Linked DNA regions of Homo sapiens: region 1 is linked to region 2. A link is an interaction called in ENCODE POLR2A ChIA-PET data of the cell type or tissue named here. Cell type or tissue: OCI-LY7. All regions are shown on one strand. Links, peaks and the distances in the headings refer to the core of each region. The heading gives the core; the rest is flanking DNA.

The links. ChIA-PET counts read pairs that join two places held together with the same protein. Peaks named below come from ENCODE experiments on the same cell type or tissue, not always from the same donor. Only the 100,000 strongest peaks of a DNase experiment are listed, where the experiment ranks them.
Region 1: POLR2A ChIA-PET joins it to region 2 with 11 read pairs; 2 of 35 experiments call an interaction of 5 or more read pairs at or near these places.

Annotation. Positions count from the first base shown.
Region 1 is chr2:61,974,154-61,982,153 of GRCh38, forward strand. All of the region lies in intron 1 of COMMD1 (copper metabolism domain containing 1), which reads left to right. Among named protein-coding and RNA genes, the nearest start is that of COMMD1, 72 kb to the left of the region's middle. In OCI-LY7, for the core only: no CTCF peak of the experiment used is centred there; a DNase peak (open chromatin) is centred at 4,598.
Region 2 is chr2:62,681,674-62,692,469 of GRCh38, forward strand. It overlaps a transcript of EHBP1 not described here. Among named protein-coding and RNA genes, the nearest start is that of EHBP1, 19 kb to the right of the region's middle. In OCI-LY7, for the core only: no CTCF peak of the experiment used is centred there; no DNase peak of the experiment used is centred there.

The DNA of each region.
Region 1 (8,000 bases), core at 1-8,000, 710 kb before region 2:
TGTGGTGGCATGCCTTTGTAATCCCAGCTACTCAGGAGTCCAAGGCACGAGAATCGCTTGAACCTGGGAGACAGAGGTTGCACTGAGCTGCTGCACTCCAGCCTGGGCAACAGAGTGAGACTGTCTAAGAAAAAAGAAGTTTATATGATGGAATTATACAGTAAATAATCTGTATCTATTTTCATTTAGCATTGTATCTATGAAATTCATGCATGTTTTATCTATTAATATTTTTTTTGGCCGGGCTCGGTGGCTCACGCCTGTAATCCCAGCACTTTTGGAGGCTGAGGCAGGTGGATCACTAGGTCAGGAGTTCAAGACCAGCCTAGGCAAAGATGGTGAAACCCCATCTCTACTAAAAATACAAAAATTAGCTGGGCATGGTGGCAGGCGCCTGTAATCCCAGCTACTCAGGAGGCTGAGGCAGAGAATTGCTTGAACCTGGGAGGCAGAGGTTGCAGCAAGCTGAGATCGTGCCACTGCACTCCAGCCTGGGCGACAGAGCGAGACTCCATCTCAAAAAAAAAAAAAAAAAAAAGTTTGTTTTAAATAGGATATTTTTTAGAGCAATTTTAGGTTTATAGAAAAAACTGAAGGGAAAATACAGAGAGCTCCCATAAACCCTCTCACCTTCCTCCCCCTTGCAGTTTCCCCTATTAATATCTTGCATTGATGTGGTAGATTAATTGCAATTGATGACCCAATATTGATGTTATTATTAATTAAAGTCCATTGTTTACATTAGCGTTCACTCTGCTTCAGCTATTTATCTTTCTCTCCCTCCTCCTTCCTGAACCCCTGGCAATCACTGATCTCTTTACCGTCTTCACAGTTTTACCTTTTTTAGATTGTCATCTAGGTGGAATCATACAATATATAGCCTTTTTAGAATGGCTTCTTTCACTGAATTATATGTATTTAAGATTCTTTCCTGGCCTTTCATGGCTCGATAGCTCATTTCTTTCTTTTTTTTTTTTTTTTTTTTTTGTATTTTAATTATTTGACTCTAATTTTCCTCTTTGGGAACTCTTAGATAAGCTCATTTCTTTTTAGTACTAAATAATATTTCTTTGTCTAGATATACTCCGGTTTTATTTATCTGTTCACCTACTGAAGGACATTTTGGTTGCTTCTAACTTTTGGCAATTATGAATAAAACTGCTATAAAAAACCACATACGTGTTTTTGTGTGGATGTAATTTTTCAATTCATTTGGGGAGGTATCAAGGAGAGTGATTGCTGGATTTTATGCATATGGCAAGAGTATGTTTAGTTTCTTAAGAAACTGCCAAAGTTTTATCCAAAGTGGCTATTCCATTTTCCACTCCCACCAGCAGTGGATGAGAGTTCCAGTTGTTCCACATTTTTGTCAACATTTGGTGTTGCTTTTTCTGCATCTATTGATAGAATTATATGATTTTTTTATATGATCTTTCTGTAAATTTCTTTATAAGCACTGCTTTTGATGCATTTTACAATTTAGGTTGTATTTTCATTAAAATATTTCATTAAAACATTTAAATTATTTCACTAAAATATTTAAAAATTTCTCTAGACTTCTTCTTTGACCTTTATATTATTTTAAAATGTGTTGTTTAATCTCCAAGTATTGTGGGGTTTTTCAGCCATCTTTCTGTTTTTGATTTCTAGTTTAATTTCATTGAGGTCTAAGAGCATACTTCGTATAATTTCTATTCTTTTACAATTGTTAAGTTGTGTTTTATGGCCCAGAATGTGGTCTGTCTTGGTCGTTGTTCCATGTGAGTTTGAGAAGAATGCATCTTCTGCTACTGTTGGATGAAGTATTTTGTAAATATGAATTAGATCCAGGTGATTAGTAGTGGTGTTCATTTCAGCTGTGTTCTGCCTACTGGATCTGTCAGTTACTGATAGAAGGGTATTGAATTCTCCAACTATAAAAGTGGATTTGTCAATTTTACTTTGCAGTTCTATCGGTTTTTGCGTCTCATATGTTTTATACCAGTTAAAATGCATACTAGGGTAGCTTTAAAAAAAAGGAAAATCAGTCAGTTAATAGAGTAACTAAAAAAAAAAAAAGAAAAAAATACATACTGTCAGAGTGAATCAAAAGACAAATACCCAACTAACTATATGTTGTCTATAAAAAACCCATTTTAAATACAAAGAACATAAATATAAAAAAGATAAAGATACACCATGCTGACACTAACCAAGTGAAAGTGGGAGTAGCTACATTAATTTCAGACTGAACAGACTTCAGAGCAAGAAAAGTTATTAGGGATCAAAGAAGAGTATTACACAATGATAAAGAGGTCAGTTCTCCAAAAAAACATGTCTTTAATGTGTATATTCTTAACAATAAGCATCAAAATATCTGAGGAAAAAACTGATAGAACTGCAAGGAGAAATAGATGAATCCACTATTTATAGTTGAAGTCTTCAGCACTCCTATCAGTAATGGACAAATGTAGCAGGCAAAAAATCACCAAGGATATAGCTGAAGTGAACAGGATCATTAATCAACTAAATCTAAGTAACATTTATGTACTACTACAGTGGGAGAAAAAGGGAGAGATGAAGAGGTGGAACACAGAATTTTTAGTAGTAAACCATAATATAAACTATAGACTTTGGTAGATAATGATATGTCATTATTGGTTCATGCATTGTAACAAATGTACCACAGTGATGTGGGATTTTTTTTTTTTTTTGAGACGGAGTCTCACTCTGTTGTCCAGGCTGGGGTACAGTGGTGTGGTCTCGGCTCACTGGAACCTCTGCCTCCTAGGTTGAAGCAATTCTTCTGCCTCAGCCTCCGGAGTAGCTGGGATTACAGGTGCGTACCACCACCAGCTAATTTTTTGTATTTGTAGAGATGGGGTTTCACCATGTTGGCCAGGCTGGTCTCGAACTCCTGACCTCGTGATCTGCCCACCTCGGCCTCCCAAAGTGCTGGGATTACAGGCATGAGCCACCATGCCTGGCCATGATGTGGGATATTAATGGTGGGGTAAGCTTTGTTTGTGTGGGAGGGTCTTCTGGAACTCTGTAGTTTTAAGCTCAATTTTGTTATGAATCTAAAACTGCTGTAAAAAATAAAGTTTGCTTTTTTTTTTTTTTTTTTTTTTGAGACAGTTTCACTCTTGTTGCCCAGGCTGGAGTGCAGTGGCACGATCTCGGCTCACTGCAACCTCCGCCTCCTGGGTTCAAGCAATTCTCCTGCCTCAGCCTCCTGAGTAGCTGGGATTACAGGCATGTGCCACAGCACCTGGCTAATTTTGTATTTTTAGCATAGATGGGGTTTCTTCATGTTGGTTAGGCTGGTCTCGAACTCCCAACCTCAGGTGATGTGCCCGCCTCGGCCTCCCAAAGTGCTGGGATTACAGGCATGAGCTGCCGCGCCTGGCCAGTCTGCTAATTTTTAAAAATGCATTTGGAACCCAATTGTTTCTAAAGGTATTCTATGGTTTCTTTTTTGTAGAAGTATTTCCATTAGATCTGTATTATTGATGTATTACTACTAGGTAAAAATATAGAATTGTTTTGCTCTGATATTAAAGTTGACATTGGGCCCAGTGTGGTGGCTCATGCCTGTAATCCCAGCACTTTGGGAGGCCGAGACAGGCCGATCACTTGAGGCCCACAGTTTGAGACCAGCCTGGCCCATGTGGTGAAACCCCATCTCTACTAAAAATACAAAAATTAGCCCAGGGGGTGGTGGTGTGTGCCTGTAATCCCGGCTACTAAGGAGGCTGAGGCTCAAGAGTTGCTTGAACCTGGGAGGCAGAGGTTGCAGTGAGCCGAGATAGTGCTGCTGCACTCCAGTCTGGGCAACACAGGGAGATTCTGTCTGAAAAAAAAAAAAAAGTTGACATTGAGCCAGGCATGGTGGATCATTCCATATAGTCCCAGAGCTTTGAGAGGCTGACGCAGGAGGATCACTTGAGGCCAGGAGTTTGAGACCAGCCTGTGAAACATAGTGAAACCCCACCTCTAAAAAAATAAAGTTGACATTATTTGAAAGTATATTTATTGCTAGATGCCATTTATCCACGTTTGTTTGTTGTAATCACCAAGCCTTGTTTTGAAATACTACTCTAATAAACTAAAAGCTTAGTGGAAAAAGCTATGTTTTACCTACCAAAGAGTATCAGGAACTGACTTTCTGTGGTTTATTTTTAGTGCCAACTTTAAATACTCTTCAAGCAGCAAGAATAAATTAATGGTTGTACAAATGTGAAATTTTAGGGGACTTATTTGGGACTAAAAGACAGGCTTTGGGGTTGATTAATATCAAGGTTTTTTCCTTCAAATATTGAGCTCCCAATTTCAGTTACTTAATTAGCAATTTACTAAAAAATGGTATCATTATCTTGAGGTTCATTCTATTTATTTATTTTAAAATAACAGTCATTTTGCTCTTGAATCTGAACTGTAGGCAGTGCTAAGAGGAAAAGTTCCTCTCCTTAAGGTGTTTGCTTGACTAGGGGCTGAAGGATCTACTTCTAACATGTCTCATTCATCTGACTGGCAGTTTAATGCTTGCTATTGACTGGGAGCTCAGCCAAGACTGAGGGGTGAAGGACAGAGTTCTTTTGACATGGTTCTTCATAAGCTGTTTTTAGCACAGTGCCTAGGTTCTAAGAGAGACAAAGGGGAAGTTGTCAGTTTCCTAAGACTTGAGCCAGAAAATTGGCATAGCATCACTTCTGCTATAATTTTTTAAAATGTGGATGGATATTTTGATATAGGCATTCAATGTCTAATAATCATATCAGGGGAAATGGGATATCCATCACCTCAAGTATTTATCCTTTGTGTTAGAAACAATCAATTACACTCTTTTAGTTACTGTAAAATATACAATTAAATTATTACTGACTATAGCCACCCTGTCATGCTATCAAGTACTACGTCTTATTTATTCTTTCTATATTTTTGTACCCATTAGTGATCCCCACTTCCACTGCCCCCACCTCCCACTATCCTTCCCAGCCTCTGGTAACCATCTGTCTACCCTCTTTCTCCCTGAGTTCAATTGTTTTAATTTCTAGCTCCCACAAGTAAGTGAGAATAGGCCAGAATGTAATCCCAGCACTTTGGGAGGCTGAGGCGGGTGGATCACGAGGTCAGGGGTTCGAGATCAGCCTGTCCAACATGGTGAAACCCCGTCTCTACTAAAAATACAAAAATTAGCCAGGCATGGTGGCAGGTACCTGTAACCCCAGCTACTCAGGAGGCTGAGGCAGGAGAATCACTTGAACCTGGGAGGCAGAGATTGCAGTGAGCCGAGATCACGCCACTGCACTCTAGCCTGGGCAACAGAGCAAGACTCCATCTCAAAAAAACAAACTAAAAATAGAGCTAGCATATAATTCAGCAATCCCACTGCTAGGTATATTCCCAAAAGAAACAAAATCAGGATATCGAAGAGATATCTGCACTCCCATGTGAGCCACCGCGCCCGGCCTATTTTTAGTTTTTTGAGGAACTCCAAACTGTTTTCCATAGTGGTTGTACTAATTTACCTTCCCACCAACAGTGTACAAGGGTTCCCTTTTCTCTGTATCCTCACCAGAATTTGTTATTGCCTGTCTTTTGGATATAAGTCATTTTTTTTTTTTTATTATACTCTAAGTTTTAGGGTACATGTGCACATTGTGCAGGTTAGTTACATATGTATACATGTGCCATGCTGGTGCGCTGCACCCACTAATGTGTCATCTAGCATTAGGTATATCTCCCAATGCTATCCCTCCCCCCTCCCCCGACCCCACCACAGTCCCCAGAGTGTGATATTCCCCTTCCTGTGTCCATGTGATCTCATTGTTCAATTCCCACCTATGAGTGAGAATATGCGGTGTTTGGTTTTTTGTTCTTGCGATAGTTTACTGAGAATGATGGTTTCCAATTTCATCCATGTCCCTACAAAGGATATGAACTCATCATTTTTTATGGCTGCATAGTATTCCATGGTGTATATGTGCCACATTTTCTTAATCCAGTCTATCATTGTTGGACATTTGGGTTGGTTCCAAGTCTTTGCTATTGTGAATAGTGCCGCAATAAACATACGTGTGCATGTGTCTTTATAGCAGCATGATTTATACTCATTTGGGTATATACCCAGTAATGGGATGGCTGGGTCAAATGGTATTTCTAGTTCTAGATCCCTGAGGAATCGCCACACTGACTTCCACAATGGTTGAACTAGTTTACAGTCCCACCAACAGTGTAAAAGTGTTCCTATTTCTCCACATCCTCTCCAGCACCTGTTGTTTCCTGACTTTTTAATGATTGCCATTCTAACTGGTGTGAGATGATATCTCATAGTGGTTTTGATTTGCATTTCTCTGATGGCCAGTGATGATGAGCATTTCTTCATGTGTTTTTTAGCTGCATAAATGTCTTCTTTTGAGAAGTGTCTGTTCATGTCCTTCGCCCACTTTTTGATGGGGTTGTTTGTTTTTTTGTTGTAAATTTGTTTGAGTTCATTGTAGATTCTGGATATTAGCCCTTTGTCAGATGAGTAGGTTGCGAAAATTTTCTCCCATGTTGTAGGTTGCCTGTTCACTCTGATGGTAGTTTCTTTTGCTGTGCAGAAGCTCTTTAGTTTAATTAGATCCCATTTGTCAATTTTGTCTTCTGTTGCCATTGCTTTTGGTGTTTTGGACATGAAGTCCTTGCCCACGCCTATGGATATAAGTCATTTTAACTGGGGTAGGATGATGTCTCACTATAGTTTTGATTTGCATTTCTTTGATGATCAATGATGTTGAGCATCTTTTCATGTATGTTTGCCTTTTTTATTTCTTTTTTTGAGAAATGTCTGTTCAGCTTTTTTTGCCCATTTTAAAATTGGGTTATTAGATTTGTCCTGTAGAGTTGTTTGAGCCCCTTTTATCCTGGTTATTAATCTCTTGTCAGATGGATAGTTTACAAATATTTTCTCCCATTCTGTGGATTGTCTCTTCCCTTTGTTGATGGCTTCCTTTGCTGTGCAGAAGCCTTTTAACTTAATGTGATCCCATTTGTCCACTTTTGCTTTGGTTACCTGTACTTGTGGGGTATTTACTCAAGGAATCTTTGCCCAGTCCAATGGCCTGAAGAGTTTCCCCAATGTTTTCTTGTAGTTTCATAGTTTGAGGTCCTAGATTTAAGTCTCTCATCCATTTTGATTTGATTTTTGTACATGGCGAGAGATAGGGGTCTAGTTTCAGATCTTCTGCATGTTGATATCCAGTTTGCCTAGCACCACTTATTGAAGAGACTGTCTTTTCTCTGTTTTGGCACTTTTGTCGAAAATGAGTTCACTGTACATGGATGGATTTGTTTCTGGGTTCTCTATTCTGTTCCACTGGTCTGTGTGTCTGTTTTTATGCCAGTACCATGTTGTTTTGGTTACTGTATTAGTCCATTTTCACACTGCTGATAAAGACATACCCGAGACTGGAAAGAGAAAGAGGTTTTAATGAACTTACAGTTCCACGTGGCTGGGGAGGCCTCACAGTCATGGCGGAAGGTGAAAGGCACATCTCACATGAAGGTAGACAAGAGAAGAATGAGAGCTTGTGCAGGGAAACTCCTTTATAAAACCATCAGATCTTATGAGATGTATTCACTATTACGAGAACAGCATGGGAAAGACTTGCCCCCATGATTCAATTACCTGCCACTGGGTCCCTCCCACAACCCATGGGAATTCAAGATGAGATTTGGATGGGGACACAGCCAAACCATATCAGTTACTATAGCTCTGTAGTATAATTTGAAGTCAGGTAATGTGATTCCACCAGTTTTGTTCTTTTTGCTCAGGATAGCTTTGGCGATTCTGGGTCTTTTATGGTTCATTATACATTTTAGGATTGTTTTTCTGTTTCTGTGAAGAATGTCATTGGTATTTTGATAGGGATTGCATTGAATCTGTAGATTGCTTTGCATAGTATAGACATTTCAACAATATTGATTCTTCCAATCCATGAACATGGAATATCTTTTCATTTTTTTTGGTGTTACCT
Region 2 (10,796 bases), core at 1,389-9,388:
TTTTAGTTTTGCACCTGGAAGGAAATAATGTAGCTTCTGCATGAATACTAGTGGGATATCATGGGAGACTGTATCATATCATAAGGGGGAATTAGAAGTCCAGAAGTTAGGGAACTTGGGCCAGGGTAAGGAAGGAGTGAAGCACCTGAGTGTATTTATCCCAGAGAAAAAGTGTGATGGAAAGAACACAAATGCTGTCATAAAATATTGGAAAGAGCCATTACAGAGGAAATGATTAGATAGATACTCTGTTCTGGAAGGCACATCACTGGGCACAAAATGAAGTTATTGGATTGAATGATCTCTAAGTTCCCCTAAGTAAACTTCTGGTGCTCTAAAGTTAGAGGAGAGAGGCTGTGGCTCAGCACAAGGGAATACTTTCTGTAAAAATGAGTTTGCCTTCAATGGACAGAGACCTCAATCCCTGGAGACATTTTGACATTCAGAAGGAGGCTGGATAGCCATTTAGGAAGGATGTGGAGGACATGCCTACATTGTCAGGGAAATCAAACTCTATGACAGCAGAGGACTTTCCAATTTAAGATATCAAATAAAAGATATTTAATTGTTTACTAGGGTGTGTTATAAAAAGTGATAAATAAGGGATCTTATAAATCGGGGGTCTGTCTGTGTGTCCTTCATTGTCAGTGGGAATAGCTACGATTTAAGTGGTGATCGTTGTCATTGTCTTCTTTTCTCTTGCTTGGAAAGTGCTAGGAAGGAGCTTTTCTAGTACCTTTGGATTAATAGTCATATTTTCCAATTTATTGTCCTTTTTGTTCTTTATAACCATCTGTGAACAGTTTTTATAGCAGCTACACAACCAAAGTTGCATACTAGCTTGCACCAAGAAAATCCTATACTCAGCCTGGAATGAGGATATCATTGGGTTCTATTTTGCAGATAGCATGTGATAAACTGATTGACAAAGTCTAGAAATAAACCAGGATCATGTTGACATTTAAGAACCTGACAGACAGATGGTACCAGCACAATATTGAGCTCTTAACGAGGTCATAAGCCTATAACAAGTTCTGATGATTTCTGACCTTCTGAGAAGCTATACTGCCTGACTCTAGGACAAAACATTGCTGGATTTTGGAGAATATTTTCATTATCAACCAACTGTAAATTCTCCAAGTCAAAGAATAAGATTAGTAACAGTAAGCCCACTGCACCCTCCACTCACTGACATTGAAGTGAAGTTCATCCCAACACAGTTATGAAATGGCTAAACATGTAAATTTAATACACACAAATTAAAATAACTATTATACGTTAAGCAAGAGGTAGAAGACAGAAAGAAAGGCCAGAAGAAAAAAATGGCTATATTAGGATGCTTTCAGTTGCAAGCAGCAGAAAATTTATCTCAAAATGGCCTAAGCAAAGGGAATTTATTGGCTTATATACTGAAAATTTTAGGCTTAGCTGGCTCCAAGGAGGCAGCTACTGTCAGAACAACGGTCCCACCCCCTCCTATCCCACCTTGATCTCTGTATCTCTCAGCTTGGCTTCGTTCTCAGATTTCCTCTGCCTGGCATCCCCCAGAAGCTCCAGGTTTACATTCTCCCAATTTCAAGTCAAACAGAGACAATACTCTTGCCCAGCAATTTTATCACAAGTTCCTAAGTTGAATTTCATTGTCTTGGCTTGGGTCATGTGCCCTTTCTTTCACTAATGGTAGAGACCTAAAGATGAGTAAGCAGGCCAGGCGCGGTGTCTCCGCCTGTAATCCCCGCACTTTGGGAGGCCGAGGTGGGTGGATCACGAGGTCAGGAGATCGAGACCATCCTGGCTAACACGGTGAAACCCCACCTGTACTGAAAATACAAAAAATTAGCTGGGCATGGTGGCGGGCGCCTGTAGTCTCAGCTACTTGGGAGGCTGGGGCAGGAGAATGGTGTGAATCCGGGAGACGGAGGTTGCAGTGAGCTGAGATCGCGCCACTGCACTCCAGCCTGGGCGAAAGAGCGAGACTCCATCTCAAAAAAAAAAAAAAAAAAAAAAAAGATGAGTAAGTAAGGTCAGCACCTAAACTACACAGAAAGTGGAAAAACTAGGAAAGAAGGGGGAATTAATGTCAGGTGGGCAAAACCACAGATGTCTACTTGCCTAGAACAGCTCAAGAAATGTGGTGACACCATGGATGGCTGTGGAACTGCTAGAGCCCACAGACCCAGGCAGCTGCAGGACCAGAGTTTGCTGTTTTATGAACCGAAGCTTCAGGCTCACCCACCATGGATGAGGATGCAGCAGCTCTAAGAATATCAAGCAATTCTGGGGTCTGGATAGTCTTTAGTCCAAGAAGAGGTGTCAGGCACACTTGGCAAAAGAAGATCCCATGTTCTCAGAGTGGCCTGATCAAGTGTAAGTGCACACACGTTGGAGTTTATTATATTATAGTATTGTCATCTTAGGAAACAAAGGACAACTCTGTGAGAGTATATGGGTGTGCACAGATGTTCATATGCAAGTGCCAGTGACCTTGGTGCTGTATCATTGAGAAAGAAGCCCTTAGAACAGCAAATATAACGCCAAGCAATGGTCCTGGAAATACATCCTTCACATAGCAATGGGGAGAAAAGAGATGCGACAATAAGTATCAAAGAGAGGTAGACTCCTTTCTGAGTGGAGGGATGGGGGTAGAGTGGGGGAGGTAAAATTACTCCTTGGGAAAGAAGGAGAGATACTAGAACACTGCTTCTGCTCCATTTTGGAGATGAGTGAATAGGTCTGGGCAAAGTAAAGCTTTTCAGCAAGTTGAAAAGTCGGTTCTTCAAGGAAGGGAAAAAGCCAAAGTGGGAAAAACAAGGGTAAAATTAGGTTTCTTTAAAGGCCTGAAATGAGCCATTGAGTTTTAGGAGCCATGGATTTGATTTTAAGCACATGAAGCGGGCACTGGCGTGTGTGTTCCTTGGGGCAACCCCTTTTGCCCATTATTACCAGCATTTGTCAAAATAAGGTGTGGATGTGCTTTAAAACAAGCATTTGTATTTTTTCATGCTAAAAAATATTAAAGCCCATCAATGGCTTAGAAGGAAAATTATGTTCCTATCTTCCAGCTCCTTTTCTATGAAGTCCACCAGAAAAAGAAGGAAGAAAGGAAGGGAAGGAGGGAGACAGGGAGGGAGGGAGAGAGGAAAAGAAAGAGAGAACGTTTATGTATTAGTTTGCAAGGGCAGCCATAACAAAGTACCAAAAACTGGGTGACTTACACAGTGAAATTTGTTGTCTCACAGCTCTGGAGGTTAGAAGTCTGAGATGGACTCACTTATATGTGGAATCCAACACAGTTGAACTCACAGAAGCAGAGAGCAGAACAGTGGTTACCAGAGGCTGGGGGTGCTAGGGGGAATGGGGAGATGAGAGTCAAAGGGTAAAGAACTGTTAGATAGAAGGAATAAGTTTGATTTTTTACAAGGTATATTGGACAGTCTCCCAAATATAGCTAATAATTGAGTACAGTACATTATAATATCACTAAGAGAATAAATTTCAAATGTTCTGTCATCACAAAAAAGATAAATATTTGAGGTAATGGATATATTAAGTAGCTTGATTTAATCATTCCACATTGTATTTATAAATTGTAACATCACTTTGTACCCCATAAATATATACAACTATAATTTGTCAATATATAATAAAAATAGAAAAAAAGAAGTCTGAGATGGAGGTGTCAGCATTGTTGGTTCCTTCTGAGGGTTATGAGGGAGAGTCTGTTTCATGCCCCTCCCCCAGCTTCTGTTGGTTTGATGGCTGATAGAAACAACACCCAAGTCTGTGCCTTCATCTTCACATGGTGTTCTCTCTCTGTGGTTGTCTGTGTCCCAGTGTCCCCTTTTGATAAGGACGTCAGTCATATTGGACTAGGGTCCACCTGCCGACCTCATCTTAACAAATTACATCTGCAACAACCCTATTTTCAAATAAAGTCATACTCTGAGGTACTAGGGATTAGGACTTTGATATATGAATTTGATGGGTGGAGCACAATTCAACCCACATCAGTCCATAATATCTGTTCATAGTCCAGAGCTTATAAGCGGCAGCACCTTTTGCTCCAGTGTTAGAATGCTAGAGCTAAATATATGCTTATTACAGTGATTGGGGGTTGGGGAGGAGGGGGTAGGTTTCAGAATTCCCTTCTTCTCATCACTGAGATCATCATCCTGATTACTAATGGATATAAAACCAGAATCTTCAGCTTGAATGATTTATATAATCTTTTAGAGCAACAAATTGAAGAAAAATCAAAATTCTTTTTGTATAAAAGGGACTGATTCTTTAACTTTCCAATGGGAGAGAAAACCATTTGTCACTTTACTTTCAATAAGGACAAAAAAAATAGTATTCTCTCCATTTCTCTTTTCTGAGGGAGATGTATGGGAAGGGAGTGGGTTAATTCCTAGTTTGACTTTTGAGAGCAACTTCTCCTGTTGCTCATACAAACCAAGTGATGACATGCCATTGGAAATGCCCACTTGCCCAGTGTGAGTGAGGCTTTGTGCTGAACAAAAGGAAGACAGCTCTACATTAAACCACAGGTCCTTTGTGGGGCAGACAAGAATAACATGCATGATTGCAACCCATAAATAATATACTGCATATCATCTGCATTTTGTCTACTCTTTAGGACAGAAGCAGCTATTGCTCGACAAGTTAGTGTTAATGCTTTACTCCTAATTCCAGGGCCAAGTCTTGCAGAGAGTGGTGTTTCCCTGCACTTCTTCCTCTCCCTATATTTTCAGTCCAGCCAAGCATAAATAAGTGGGCAATTTCTATCCTGATCGCTGAAGCTCTAAAGATAGGGCACTGAACCCACTAAATGATGAATACATGCCATATGGAGCTAACGGCAAGTTCCAATGCAAATTATCACCGTATTGCTCTCTGCAATGCAGATAAAAAGTCCCTTGTGTCATCTCTTTGTACTGAGCTGTGTGTATCTGGAAACAGCTAAAACCACTGAGAAAAGTGGAACATTTTATTTCATCTGAAAAGGACTGGGTATCGCTTGCATTAATGGTAAGCGAATGTTTTAAAAACATTATTTAATATTGCACACCATTTATTTCATTTGGAATCTCTTATTTTAAACACATGTTTGAATCCTTTCGGCCAGCTGTATTAACAGTGCAGTGCAGTGTACAAAAGTTGTCAAAAGACCCTGGTTTGGGTTCCTTTAAAGACATAAATATTTGTCAAGCACTTACTATGTACCAACAAGTGTTCTAGGTACTTTACATAAGTTACATCATTTACTCCTCATAACAACTCTAAAGACAAGCCCTATTATCCCCACTTTATATATAAAGAAACCATTCAACTGGTAACTAAAAGAGCTGTATTCAAATCCACACTGCCAACCCAAAGTCTACGCTCTTTCCACCACTTAATGCTACCTCCTGTCTTCAGCTGTTTTGACTTGAAGCAGACATAAATCCTCTCCAGGTCTCTTTTTCTTTATTCTTAAACAGGAGGATTGAATTAAATATTCTCTAAGATCCCTGCCAGTTCTAAACACTGTCTTTCTATGATCATTTCCCCTTTAATTTATAAGATGAAAGTAAACTTTTTATTTAAATACTGTCTTTCTTCTTCAAACCCAAAGGCATTTTTCCTATTGATGGAAGGAGGTAGAAAACCTTCGTTTTGAATATTGGAAATAATAAAGTTCAGAAACTGTTTTGCCTTGAGCTCATCTCCCTTGTTCACCTATGTGAAGTCTTCTAGTAGTACAAAAGAGATGTAGGAAAATCCCAGTTGTACTAGCAGAAGTCTGAAGTTCCCAGATAATCTATAGGTGGGTCGTAATAGATGGGTTTCCCATCTGTGTAGAAGTATAAACTGTTTAGGAATTCCAAGTAGCCACTTATTATTTGCCTAATTTTCTAGGTATTTCTATCTAGGTTCAATACAAATGCATTGTGATTTGACATATCAATTTCTCAGTGAACTCTCCCAATTTTTTTTGTGGATTGATGTGCCAATCTAAGTACGAGAGTCCAGCTATGTTCTATGAAATGGTTTGTAAGGGTTCCAATACAAAGAAAAAAGATATTCCTTTAAAGATACTGCTAAAGACTCCAGAATCTGCACAGACCCGCTATGAAAAGATCAAGGAGACAAGAGTTAGTGTGTCCTTATAAAGTATGAGGTTGAATAGATTGAAAGAAAGATAGTAAGAGTGAGTCAGTCCCAAAGTAGTTACTGTCAAAGTTTTCAAGTGAAATGAGCTGATAGGTGGCTTCTTTACCATACTGGATAAGTACATTAACTATCAGATGTGCCTACTTTTGAAAGAAGAGAGGGACTTTCATAGACAAGTAGACTCTGGAAATTATTCCTCAGCTTTCTTTCTCACTGGAACTTAACTTTCACAAAAGCAGCAAAGTGATATATCCAGTAGTATATTTTTAAAAATGAATTATCTCTCTTGGGCTCTGATTTTTGGTTTGAGAGAGAATTACTGAATAAAGTAATTTAATATTGGATGTAAAAATTGGATATTTCCAATAGCATGAGAGAGTAATGCCATCTCCTTCCTTACAGTTTGTAAATTTAATCAGCAATGTTATATACTCTACGCTCCCCTCAGAAGCAACAGAAAGGGAGGGAATCAGTATTTACTGAGTATCTTCTATGTGTTGGACATTTATTTTATTTTATTAAAAATTTTTTTCATTGACACATAATTATACATCTTTATGGGGTACATAGTGATGTTTTGTATATGTATAACATATAGTGATCAGATCAGGGTAATTCACTATTATCTCAAACATTTATCATTGCTTTGTATTGGGAACATTCAATATCCTCCTTCTATTTAAAACTACATGTTATTATTAAATGCAGTCATCCTGCAGTGTTATAGAACACTAAAACTTATTCCTTCTATTTAGTTGTAATGTTGTATCCTTTAATAAATCTCCCCCTATTCCCCTCTTTCTCTTATGCTTCCCAGCCTCTAGTATCTTCTGTTCTACTTTTCACTTCTATGAGATCAACTTTTTTTTTTTAGCTTCCACAGATGAGAACAGGCAATGTTTAACTTTCATTCATCACTTTGCCTTTCCTCCTACCCAGGCTAATCACAGAAAAAGCATAAGAAACCAAACACTTCTGAAATGGGCAAATCAAAATGAGATCATTTTTTTCATCTTCTTCACAAACTGGAAATTGTACATTAATCCCCCTTTTTGGTCGAGGAGTGATGCAGGACTACATGCAAGTTTTGGAATGACTCTTCTGGCTTTGCTTCATGAAGGGTCCTGGTATGCATACTGAGAAGGTCATTTTAATAAAACCCCAAGTAAGAATGTGTGCATCCCATTACTCAGGAGTCCCAGAATTGCATGCATATGTTTGAATCATTTGAAGCCTGTTATTTTTTAATAGTCACTAAGCCAGCACAAATATTTTAAAAATTAGAAAGAACTTTCAAAGCCTATAGTTATTTTTATCAAAGTGCCTTTAAATGCAATAACTCAAGTCAGTTGGTCTGATTGAAACACAGAAACTTCAGTGCCTCCTCAGTGAGCTGTGGAAACAAGAAATATCAGTATGTATAACCTAAATAGAGAAAAAATCAAATATGACAGAAATAAAAGGAGGCTGGTTCAGAATCTATTATGATATATCTTCATGAAACAAAAATAGCTATTACTGAAATAATTTTTTAGGCTTGGTGTGGTGGCTCACGCCTGTAATTCCAGCACTTTGGGAGGCCGAAGTGGGCAGATCGCTTGAGGCCAGGAGTTCAAGACCTGCCTGGGCAACACAGTGAAACCCTGTCTCTACTAAAATTACAAAAATTAGCCGGGCATTGGTGGCACACACCTGTAATTCCAGCTACCCGGGAGGCTGAGGCAGGAGAATTGCTTGAACCCAGGAGGTGGAGGTTGCCGAGAGGTAACCGAGGTCTCGGAGATAACCGAGATTGTGCCACTGCACTCTAGCCTAGGCAACAGAGCAAGACTCTGTCTCAAAATAATAATAATAATAATTTTAAAAATTGTGTCTATTTTCATTAACAAGAATCCAAATCTTATGGCTATATTATGATTACATTATTATCAAATTCTGACTTTTTCCTGATGAAACCATTTGATTGCATGTTTATTTGTTCTTGTGTTTAAAGTGACGTTTTAGTCCTTAATGGATGAATGATAAAGTATACACAGAAAGCATTAATAGTTACTACTAAAAAGCAGTAGTGTTTATAACTTTAGGAAGTGAAAAAGAGTTATCAGGCTTTGTTAGTCTTTCATATTTCTTCTTATGACAGAATCTGCATGAATGTTTTTAAAGTTTCTTGGTTCATAAGAGAACTGTGCTAAGTCCACTTTTTAATCACATTTGGTATTGTCTATAATAGTTGAAGTTTCAGGCAGACCTGCTGAAGAGTAGAAGGACTGGGCCATCTTTCAATAATCTGGGAGGCTGTGAAAGCAGTCTAGTTAACAGTCACCTGCAGCATAGCACTTAGCAGACAAAGCCTCTGGGTGCCTCCTTGGGGGTAGCAGAAAAAGCCCAACTGGGGATGATGGAGTATATGTGTCTTTAAAAATAGGGGTTTTGAAGTGAAAAAAATAATTGTTGTGGCTGGGCACGGTGGCTCACGCTTGTAATCCCTGCACTTTGAGAGGCCGAGGGAGGTGGATCATGAGGTCAGGAGTTCAAGATGGACCTGGCCAAGATGGTGAAACCCTGTCTCTACTAAAAATACAAAAATTAGCTGGGTGTGGTGGTGGGCACCTGGAATCCCAGCTACTTGGGAGGCTGAGACAGGGAGAATTGCTTGAACCCAGGAGGTGGAGGTTGCAGTGAGCCGAGATCATGCCACTGCACTCCAGCCTGGGCGACAGAGCAAGACTCCATCTCAAATAAATAAATTAATTAAATAAAAAAAATTGTTATACAAGATTGAGTAAGACTGTGAACAAATACCACTTACAAAGCCACATAAGGCTCTCATAACCAAGAATGGATGGTTTTTAAACTTTGTCTCCTACCAGGGAGACAAAGTCCTTTGCGCCCCTCAAGAAACACTTAACTAACCATATGGATTTAGTCAAGGTCAGGAAACTGAGACAGAATGAAAAAGAAATAAGAATCCCACTGGACACCTATTTCAAAGGAAGGATTTTGCCCTCTCCCCATACACCAATCAAATTTGAAACCTGCAGTGTTTAGAATTTTGTCACTGATCTTAGCTGATATGAAAATGCCAGGGAGAGGAGACAGGTGCTGTGATGACAAATGCATTTGTACAGTTCTAGATGTTTGCTATTATTGGCAATCTTTTGGAAGATCAAATCAAGAGCCCTTGCGTGCCCTCAGGTTAACTTAGAAAGTTGTTCCATCTAGAAAGAGGGCTTTAATTTTTTGAAAGAGTGAACTTGCCTCCAAGCCAATTAAAAATGCCCCTTTCTTTTTATCCTTCATAAGCTGACTGTGTTAGTTAGAATTAAATATCTTTATATGTGACAGAAAAAAATCCCACCAAAATAACTTTGTCTTATATGATTACTTCTGTCTCATATGAAAGAAGTCTGGTGATAGGCAGTTCAGGGCAAATGTAGTGCCTCTACAAATTTGTGAGAGACCCAGGCTTCTTCCAGCTTGATACTTTGCCATCCCTTATCCTCATGGTCCAAGATAGTCGCTAAAGCTCTAGCCAACCCATCTGTATCCCGTCAACAGAAAGGAAAGGCACACTCCCTCCCTTGGAGGAGACTTTCTAGAAGTTATACACAAGACTTAGCCAAACTTAGGCACATAGCCATATCTGGTTGTAAAGGAGGCTGGCAGGTCATTAGCTGAGTGAAAATGGCTCACTTAGAAATTGGGGTTTTTATTTCTAGAGAAGAAAAAAGGAGAATGGGTATTGACAGGCAACTAACAATATTTGCTTCTGAACTCCTCCAGACCTCCTAAATTTTCCCCTCAACTGAAAATCCTCTAATCCACTACCTTAATTTTACTGATAAATGAACAGAATGGTGTTAAACCTAAGTGACTTGTCCCAGGCTGCAGGTTGGAGGCCAGGAAAAACTAGAACCCACATCTCAAAACTTTAAGAGTAGGGAACATTCATATTTTAAATTTCTGTATTAGAATATTATATTTTGCTGAGCTCTAGCATATTCAGTTTTCTTGTGACTTTTAGTAAAATGTGGCTGCAGTGGTTTCTTTCTATATCGTTTTATTTTTCTTAATGGCTTTATTGAGATATAAATCAAATACAGTATCTCCTAGTAATAGTGTACAATTTAGTGGTTTTTAGTATGTTCAGAGTTGTGCAACCATCATCACTATGTAATTTTAGGTCATTTTTATCGCTTCAAAAAGAAGCCAATATTTATTAGCAGTAACTCCTTCATGTGCCTGAACTTTCTGTCTCTGTGGATTTGTCTTTTACGGACATTTCATATAAAAGTAATCATACAATATGTGTCTTTTGCAACTGGCTTCTTTCACTTAACATAGTTTTCAAGGTTCATCCATGTTATAGCGTGAATCAATGCTTCATTCATTTTTATTGCTGAAAAATATTCCATTGTATGATAATGCCACATTTTGTTTATCCATTCATGAGCTGATAGAATTTGGGTTTCTTCCACTATTTGATTATTATGAATAAAGCCACTGTGAACACTTATGCACAAGTTTTTGTGTGGACATATGCATCCACTTCTCTTTGGTATTTACCTAGGAGTGGTATCACTGAGTCATAGTAGCTCTACATTTACCATTTTGAGGAATTGCCAAACTGGTTTTCAAAAGTG